Linked DNA regions of Homo sapiens: region 1 is linked to region 2. The links are chromatin contacts, found by Hi-C in ENCODE. All regions are on one chromosome and are shown on one strand. The core of a region is the stretch at or near the end of the contact, and the rest is flanking DNA. Distances in the headings are between cores, read along the strand shown.

Region 1 (4,210 bases), core at 1,652-4,151, 630 kb before region 2:
TTCTCTTCTCACTTTATTTCATTAATTTGATCTTCAATCACTGATACCCTTTCTTCCACTTGATCGGATTGGCTATTGAAGCTTGTGCATGCATAACGTAGTTCTCGTGCCATGTTTTTCAGCTCCATTTGGTCATTTAAGGTCTTCTCTACACTGTTTATTCTAGTTAGCCATTCGTCTAATCTTTTTTCAAGGTTTTTAGCTTCCTTGCCATGGGTTCAAACTTCCTCCTTTAGCTAGGAGAAGTCTGTCATTACCGACCTTCTGAAGCCTACTTCTGTCAACTTGTCAAAGTCATTCTCTCTCCAGCTTTGTTCCGTTGCTGGTGAGGAGCTGCGATCCTTTGGAGGAGAAGAGGTGCTCTGGTTTTTGGAATTTTTCAGCTTTTCTGCTCTGGTTTCTCTCCCTCTTTGTGGTTTTATTTACCTTTGGTCTTTGATGTTGGTGACTTACAGATGGGATTTTGGTGTGGATGTCCTTTTTGTTGATGTTGATGCTATTCCTCTCTGTTTGTTAGTTTTCCTCTAACAGTCAGGTCCCTCATCTTCAGGTCTATTGGATTTTGATGGAGGTCCACTCCAGACCCTGTTTGCCTGAGTATCACCAGCAGAGACTGCAGAACAGCAAATATTGCTGCCTGATCCTTCCGCTGGAAGCTTTGTCCCAGAGGGGCACTCAGCTGTATGAGGTGTCAAGTCGGCCCCTACTGGGAGATGCCTCCCAGTTAGGCTACACAGGGGGTCAGGGACCCACTTGAGGAGGTGGTCTGTCTGTTCTCAGATTTCAAACACCATGCTTGGAGAACCACTGCTTTCTTCAGAGCTGTCAGAAAGGGACGTTTATGTCTGTAAAGGTTTCTGCTGCCTTTTGTTCAGCTATGACCTGCCCCCAGTGGTGGAGTCTACAGAGGCAGGCAGGCCTTGTTGAGCTGTGGTGGGCTCCACCTGGTTCCACCCTCTTTGTTTACCTACTCAAGCCTCAGCAATGGCAGATGTCCCTCCCCAAGCCAGGCAGCCACCTCGCAGTTCGATCTCAGAGTGCTGCACTAGCAGTGAGCAAGGCTCCATGGGTGTGAGACCTGTGGAGCCATGCGTGGGATATAATCTCCTGGTGTGCCATTTGCTAAGACCATTGGAAAAGCACAGTATTTGGGCAGGAGTGTACTATTCCTCCAGGTACAGTCTGTCACAGCTTTCCTTGGCTAGGAAAGGGAAATCCCCCGACCCCTTGTGCTTCCCAGGTGAAGCAATGCCCTGCCCTGCTTCAGCTTACCCTCTGTGGGCTGCACCCACTGTTCAACCAGTCCCAGTGAGATGAACCAGGTACCTCAGTTGGAAATGCAGAAATAACTCGTCTTCTGCGTCGATCAGGCTGGAAGCTGCAGACCGGAGCTATTCCTATTCGGCCATTTTGGAATGGATTCCCAAAAAGTTGCTTTGAAAAAAAAGTAACCCACATGACACACGAGTGTGAGGCTTCAGTATTCACACACTCACAGGGGGAGGGTGCATGCTGTGTCATTTTGCCTTATCAGCCTGTTTTCCTTTTTCCCCGGGTGACTTGTAATAGGTAGATGGATTGTTTCTTGGACTGAGTCTGTGTCATGGTTTTGCAGCCCTTCAACTTTGCTTATGACATACCTGCCACCACAGTGAGTTTCTCAATGATCCAACTCTGCCCTACAAAACCTTTCCATTCCTTAAGAAATATCCTTAATGCAATTTTTCTATGGAGACTTTCCTGACCACTCCCCACACAGCATTCCTTTCCACCTTGTGTATAATTTTCCTATTCTTTGAGCTCTGTATGCAGTACCTTACTTTGATTGTTTTGTGACTATCTATAAACTCCTCTCCTCATTAAACTACAGATCTCTTGAGGGCAGAAACTCCAATGGATTCATCTTCTTAATGCCTTTATTCCTTAACACAAATCCTGGGACATGGCACACAACAATACACATGTGGTGAATTGATTGTAATATTTAGTGCAAAAACATCAATGTGCCAACCCACTTATCAAATCCATAGGTTGCCAGATCCTGTAGGTGATGAAAGTCCTCTGCATACACAAAACTCAAAATCCTGCTAGATTTACACTGACATAAAATTGATAAGACAAATATAATAATAACAATAAAAGTGTCCAGTTTTAGATAACAGTCTAAATTTCATCAACCCCACATGATTTGTTTTCAGTGCTAACTAACCAAATGAGTAAATATTCTTTGTAAACAACGTCGATATTCTATTTATTGTGTCCATAAAAGACAGGAAAAAAGAGCGTGAGGATTAGGAAATTGTTTTGGCTTTCATCGTGTCATTTCTTTTTGTGAAATCAACCTCTGCATAAGAAAATTACTTACCAGCTTTGAGGCAGCTTGCATTTGCAAACACAGTACAGGCTTTCAATGGGCAATCGACATGGCAGCAGTGAACAGAAAATCAGAGACCCTGGCAGGACTGAAATGGACACATGTGGCCACGCCACACTGCCAGGACCAACACTGCTGGTGCACAGTGCTGTAATAATGGGGACATGGCCGGAATTCACCCTGAGTGAGGCCTCTCCACACTATTTACTACCAACCAACATAAGAAAACTCCGTGCTTTCCATCCAGAAGCTACACCCACTGGGAAACATTTTTTTAGATATAATTGATATTCAACTTTGAAACTGCTCTGAAAAATACAAGAAGGTAAAATTGTCCAAATGTACATCACGCTGTGTGATTCACACTGAGTGTTTCTCTTAAAGAGAACTGAAAACTGTTCCCGGAATTTCTGCCAAATTTCTCTGAGCTCTTCACAGCAGCAGCTCCGTCAAGCTGGCTTGATTCAAACCAAGCGTTTGCCAGGGAAGCTCTTTCACATGTGGGAGTAGCTGAGGCCCTGATATGATTACATCCCTGAACATCGCTGGTTAGCAACTCGCAGAGGAAAAGAGCATGGTGTGTTTGAGACTCAGGCTGTGCGAGCGCCTGCCCTCGGGAGCTCATCCAAGCCCCTGTGGAAAGTCAGGGTGGGGCTTGGTCTCCTGCTCTCCTTCCTGGTGTCTTTGTGGGATTAAATTCCCCCTTCTGCAGATTTCTCGGGGTTATCTCCCGCCCTCCTACCTCCTCTTTCAATATGCTAGCAACTTTTAAAATATGCATATATTCCTTGTGCAGGTACATCAGACTTGCTCATATGTGTCAAGTTTTGTACAAACAGGAACTGAGAACAAAATAATACCAGTTCTGAGAGGTTGTCTCTGACAACACAGTAAAATGTTCCCAAATTTAAAAAAATCTTATCACAGGATTGGACAATTGCATGTTTTATCAGTGAAGGAAGATTAAACCATGAATGCTAATTGTACTTACATATCCCATGCATACCACTTATTCATCATAGGAATGTGGAATCGAAAATGAATGGTTCATTGCAGAATTTTTACATAGGCATTCTGCATCTCATGGTCTCTGAGGATGCTATGAAGTAATATAGGATACGGATTTAAAATGGGAATCCATGGATTTACTATATATATTACCTGTATTGACTGTTAGTGTTAGAAAGGGTTTCAAGAGTTTTGAGCGGTATGCATACTTTACAAAATCCTGTGTTTAATAAAGTGAATTGGTAGCATTCTAGCATGGAAATTACCAACCTGGGTTTTGTGATAAGAAAGATGTATCTCTAATTTCAGCTCTGACACGAGCCGTGGATGTGGTTCCTAAATGTTGTAGCCCTCATTCGCCCCACTAGTGAAATAGGGAAGATGGTTTCTGCTCCTCACAAGGAGTCACTTAGGTAACAATAGTGGTTAGCAGCAAGCACTCCCGCGGTACTGGCATTGAGGAGGCTCTCCTGATTCTTGTGACAGCTCAGCGGCAGCAGCTGGAATGGCAGAAGCATCAGTAACATTCCAGGAGCTGTTATTGTTCTGCATTTTACACAGCATCTGAGCTTCTTTCATCCCCCCTGTATTATGTAGCCCTTTTTCTTTCTGAAAGCTATTTTTGTAGTGGAAAACAAAACAACGAGTCAAGGGAAGTAAATACAGACCCATGTCCATCATCTCATCACCTCTCTATAAGCAGAAGAAAAGAAACTTCCTCCTCACAGCAAAAGTGAGATTAGCTAAACACAGGAAGTGTTCCATGACCCAGAAGGTTGTTTTCCAGAAGGAACTGTAGGCAGGGGCTGTGGAGACCTTGGATCTCCC
Region 2 (3,851 bases), core at 1,251-3,750:
TACTTTGGGATGCTTTATTATTGCAAGAAAGTGGCTGTGAGGGCACCAGCCACGGAAGAAGGAATTGCAAGGCCGGAGGCACTAAATGGTTTTAAAATACAGAGGGATTTTAAAATGCAGGGATTCCATGACAAAGGACCCTTGAAGTCAGCTCCCAACGGAGACAGAAGCAGCTGGGTGGAAGGCTCAGGCTGAGCAGTGCCAGGAACCAGCAGAGTCGGAACCAAGAACTCCCTGCCCTGCGGCTGAGAAACGCGAGCTGAACAGAGGGCCTCCGCCTGGGTCCACCTCACCCTGTGTCCTCTCCCTCCCTGTCTCTCTGTCTGTCTACTTCCCCCTCTCTCCCTCCCTCTTCGTGTCTCTCTCTTCCTCTTCCCTCTCTCTCTCTGTGCAAACACACCAGGAGGGTAAGGGAGACACCCCAGCTATGAAATAGGCAACAAGGCAAAGAACAGCCTGGCTCCCGTGCTGCGGTGCCCCCTCCAGCACGGGACCCTGCTCCGAGCTCCCTGACTCCCAGAGACACCGGTGCTCTCGGGGCTGACAGGGCTCTTTTCTTTGAGGACTGGAAGGCAGGCAGCGGGAGCACAGTAGGGGAATATTGCGACATGCGAGAACCCAAAAGCAAGCTGGGGAAGCAAGGATTCTGAGGGGAGAGGAGCAACACGCACGATGGGGAATGGCTGCGTGGGAAGTGGACCCACTGTTCTCTGCAGTTCCTCTGTCTGCTCAGCCCCTGCCTGCCCGCCTGCCTGTCCATCCCGTGCTGCAGGTCCCTGGAACCCGGTGCTGGGCCTGCACTGGAGGCTGGAGTGAGGGCGCCAGTGGTGCAGCTGGAAAGGTGGCCCCGGGCAGGGCGGCTCCTCTCGGCCCCGCCAACGGTGCCAGCTCCTCCAAGCTCCAGGCTCGGCCTGGGGCCCAGGACACTGACCTGAGCAGGAAGGGGCTGCTCTGGGCTTCCAGCAGCCACTGTCTCCGAGTCCTCGGACGTCCTTTCTGCCTCTTTCTCACAGACCCTTGTGCTCCTGGCCTGACTTGGAGGACACTGTCCACCCCTCAGCCTTGGCGCCCATGGAGGCTTCTGGAAAGACCTGCCCTGCCTCTGAATCCACCATCACCCAGCACACTGGCGTTTAGGAAGCAAAGCATTTTGTGCCATGGGAAAGCACAGGAGGAAGAACCAAAAATGCTTGGCTCAGGTCTCATGGCACTGCGTCATAGCCGTGGACCTGGGGCAGGTGTCTGTCTTCTCTGAGCTTCCTTCCCTCTCCTGTGAAACAGCAATGGTGGCAAAAGCGTCACCTGTCCTGCAGATGCTTTGGAACGTTGTGCTGATCAAGCAAGAAAAGCAATGCAAAGGCCCCACAGGAGCCTCGTCCTCTGAAAACATTGGTGTCATCATAACCCTGCCCCAGTGCCACTCCACACTCGTGCTATTCTGGAAGAGGCCTGGCCACCCTCAGAGCTGCTGGGGAGGGCAGTGCTGGCTCTAAAAGCCCTGCTGGCCCTGGCCCCTCTGCCCCTCAAGGCTGTAGCTTTGGGTCCTCTGTGTTTCTGTGCTGGGGCCTTAGTTTCCGAAACTGTAAAATGAAAATCCGAGCGGTGAACCTCATATCAATCCCTGCTCCCACCATTCTCAGAAGGAAATGGTAATCAAGCCTCAAAAGCCCCATGGTTGGGGCAGCTGGACTAGAACTTCACTCTCTGGCCATCAGCTCCGAGTCATCTGCGTTTGGGAAACAGACGTCTCTGAGCCTCCCCCGTGGGAGAGGAGTCCCTCTTGCCATGAGGAAGAGGAATTTTTTCCGTGGGTCTCTCGGGACAAGGAACAGAGACCCTGCTTCCCGGAGCTGTGGTCATGAAGGGTGTGCTCCTGCATGGAGACGCCATGGCAACATGGTACCTGGGGGCGGGCTGCCATCAAGGTGCCAACCAGAGAGGCCATGGCACAGCCACCCGGCGGAAAGCACACAACCATTTTAAGGACTTCCTCGCCAATCTGACAGCAGCTTTCGCCTCTGACAGGTGCCGTTTGTCCACCTCCGTTGCTTCTCCCTCTTCGGCACACTCACCAGGATGAGGAAGCTGGAACCCGGCGTCAAAGCTCTTCCTCTTTGAGGTTAAACCCAGATCAGAAAAATGCAGCCACTGAAAGGGTTTACTTAATGGCAGAAGCACAGGCTGCCGAACTTTGATTTGTTGTATCCTTCTGTGCCCAGAGCCAGAGCCCCAATGTGGGTCCCACAAGGTTTCGTGCCAAGAGGTCTCTGATACCGACCCCTGTATCACCAGCGGACAGAGGCAAAGGCCCCCAAAGGAGGCCACGGGAGCTTCACTTCCCCATGAAACATGGGAGAGAAAACACAACCAGATATGCCCCGACCACATCTACAAAAGCAGTATCTGAATCTCTGCATCCAGCCTCACAGTTTGCTAAGAGGAGAAACGCTGATCCTTCCTGTCATGGGGCAAAGCAACAACCTCCCGAGTAGGGCACCAGAAGGGAAACCACACACACAAGCCACGGGCGCCAGCGGCCGCCACCCTGCAGCGCTCTCATTCCCAGTATCTGCAAGGAGCTGCATCCTCTGCAAGGAGCTGAGGTAACAGCCTCAGGTTACCTGAAATCTGCATCAGAACGAAAGGCTTGTCTGTGAATTTTTTCAGACATAGAGAAAAGCCCGCTATTCTGGATGGTGCACAGCTTTCTGTAAAGAAAGTAAATGCCCGTGACTTTCATTAACTCGTGCGAGCCGATGATTCAGGAATAAACATAATCTTCAACCCGGCAAAGGGCAAAAACACAGGAAAAACTGCATCTGTCATTCAGACAGAAAAGAATTCTCTCCAAACTGCAAAATCTAAAATGCCCTGATCTTGCTTTTAAAAAAAAATCTAACATACTCTCCTGAGGCATGGTAGGAGCTGTTTGACCAGAAATCGAATAATAGCTTCCTTGCGGCGGGGAGTGGGGGGGGACACATATATATATATGTGCTTTTTTTCAGAGGAAGCTATTATTTAACTAGTATTGTAACTAGTATTTAACTAGTATTGAAAAGAGAACCACAGTGTTCTGTGATTTCTCGGAATTGCCAGAGCATTATGAAGTCAGGGGGATGGAGAGTAAGAAAAGGGGAGACAGCATGGCCCACCATTTACAGTCGGATGTGTCGTCTCATCTCCAGCCTTGCAGACTTTGACACCCATGTTCTGTCCAATAATACTGATTTCACTGGTGCCTGTTTTAGCTGCTGGTTCCAGTTTCCATGGGAAACAGATACCATGACCCTAAGCTTCAGATAGTTTGCAGGGGGTCTGCTGTTTCCCACTCCCACCGGTTTTTAGGTAGAAAATACGCACGCATTGAATAACAGAAGATCCCTGGAGAGAAAGGAAGATGCTGCGTAGGTGACTGTCTCCTTTGAGCATCTTTAAGGAGGATCATTTAATCACTTAAACAAGGTTTCTGGGGATGTCAAGGATCTCTGTGAGCCACAAAAGAAGTGTGATGTAGGGAAAATGGCAGAAAAGGTGCATCTATTTCATCTAGAACTACATTTTACGATTCCTAATTCAAAAAATATACTGAAGAAGCATATTATCACTTTCACAAGAAAAAAATTATATCAAATATACCTCTGTTCTTTCTTATCATGGCAGCTCAGAAAAACAGTGACACCACTATCTTCTGTGGTTCTGAACAGGCCACACAGATTCATCCCTGAGCTCTCTGTCTCTGAGTTTTTTCAGATTAACTTCTGAGCTCTCTGGTATCTGCACTTCCTGAGAGTGCCAGAAGAATCAAATATTACTCTGGGAGGTAAAAAGAGTAAAAAGCAAATTCATTC

Evidence for each region. Hi-C counts contacts between places; a loop is a spot of excess contacts on that map. Pooled maps may share reads with other maps.
Region 1: a loop to region 2 is called in a pooled map, with 3 times the contacts of the local background. The contact joins two enhancer-like sites. A Hi-C loop is called at or near these places in 4 of 168 maps with a recorded cell type or tissue (K562, esophagus muscularis mucosa, left cardiac atrium and 1 more) and 5 of 50 pooled maps.

Annotation. Positions count from the first base shown.
Region 1 is chr18:77,634,327-77,638,536 of GRCh38, reverse strand. No RefSeq gene overlaps it. Among named protein-coding and RNA genes, the nearest start is that of LINC01029, 360 kb to the left of the region's middle. Within about 2 kb of position 2,901, at least 4 of the 41 ENCODE cell types and tissues checked have a DNase peak (open chromatin) inside an H3K27ac peak, as active enhancers do.
Region 2 is chr18:77,003,405-77,007,255 of GRCh38, reverse strand. The region is part of intron 4 of MBP (myelin basic protein); the gene reads left to right. Among named protein-coding and RNA genes, the nearest start is that of MBP-AS1, 25 kb to the right of the region's middle. RefSeq lists enhancers at 1-887, 888-1,787. Within about 2 kb of position 2,500, at least 8 of the 41 ENCODE cell types and tissues checked have a DNase peak (open chromatin) inside an H3K27ac peak, as active enhancers do.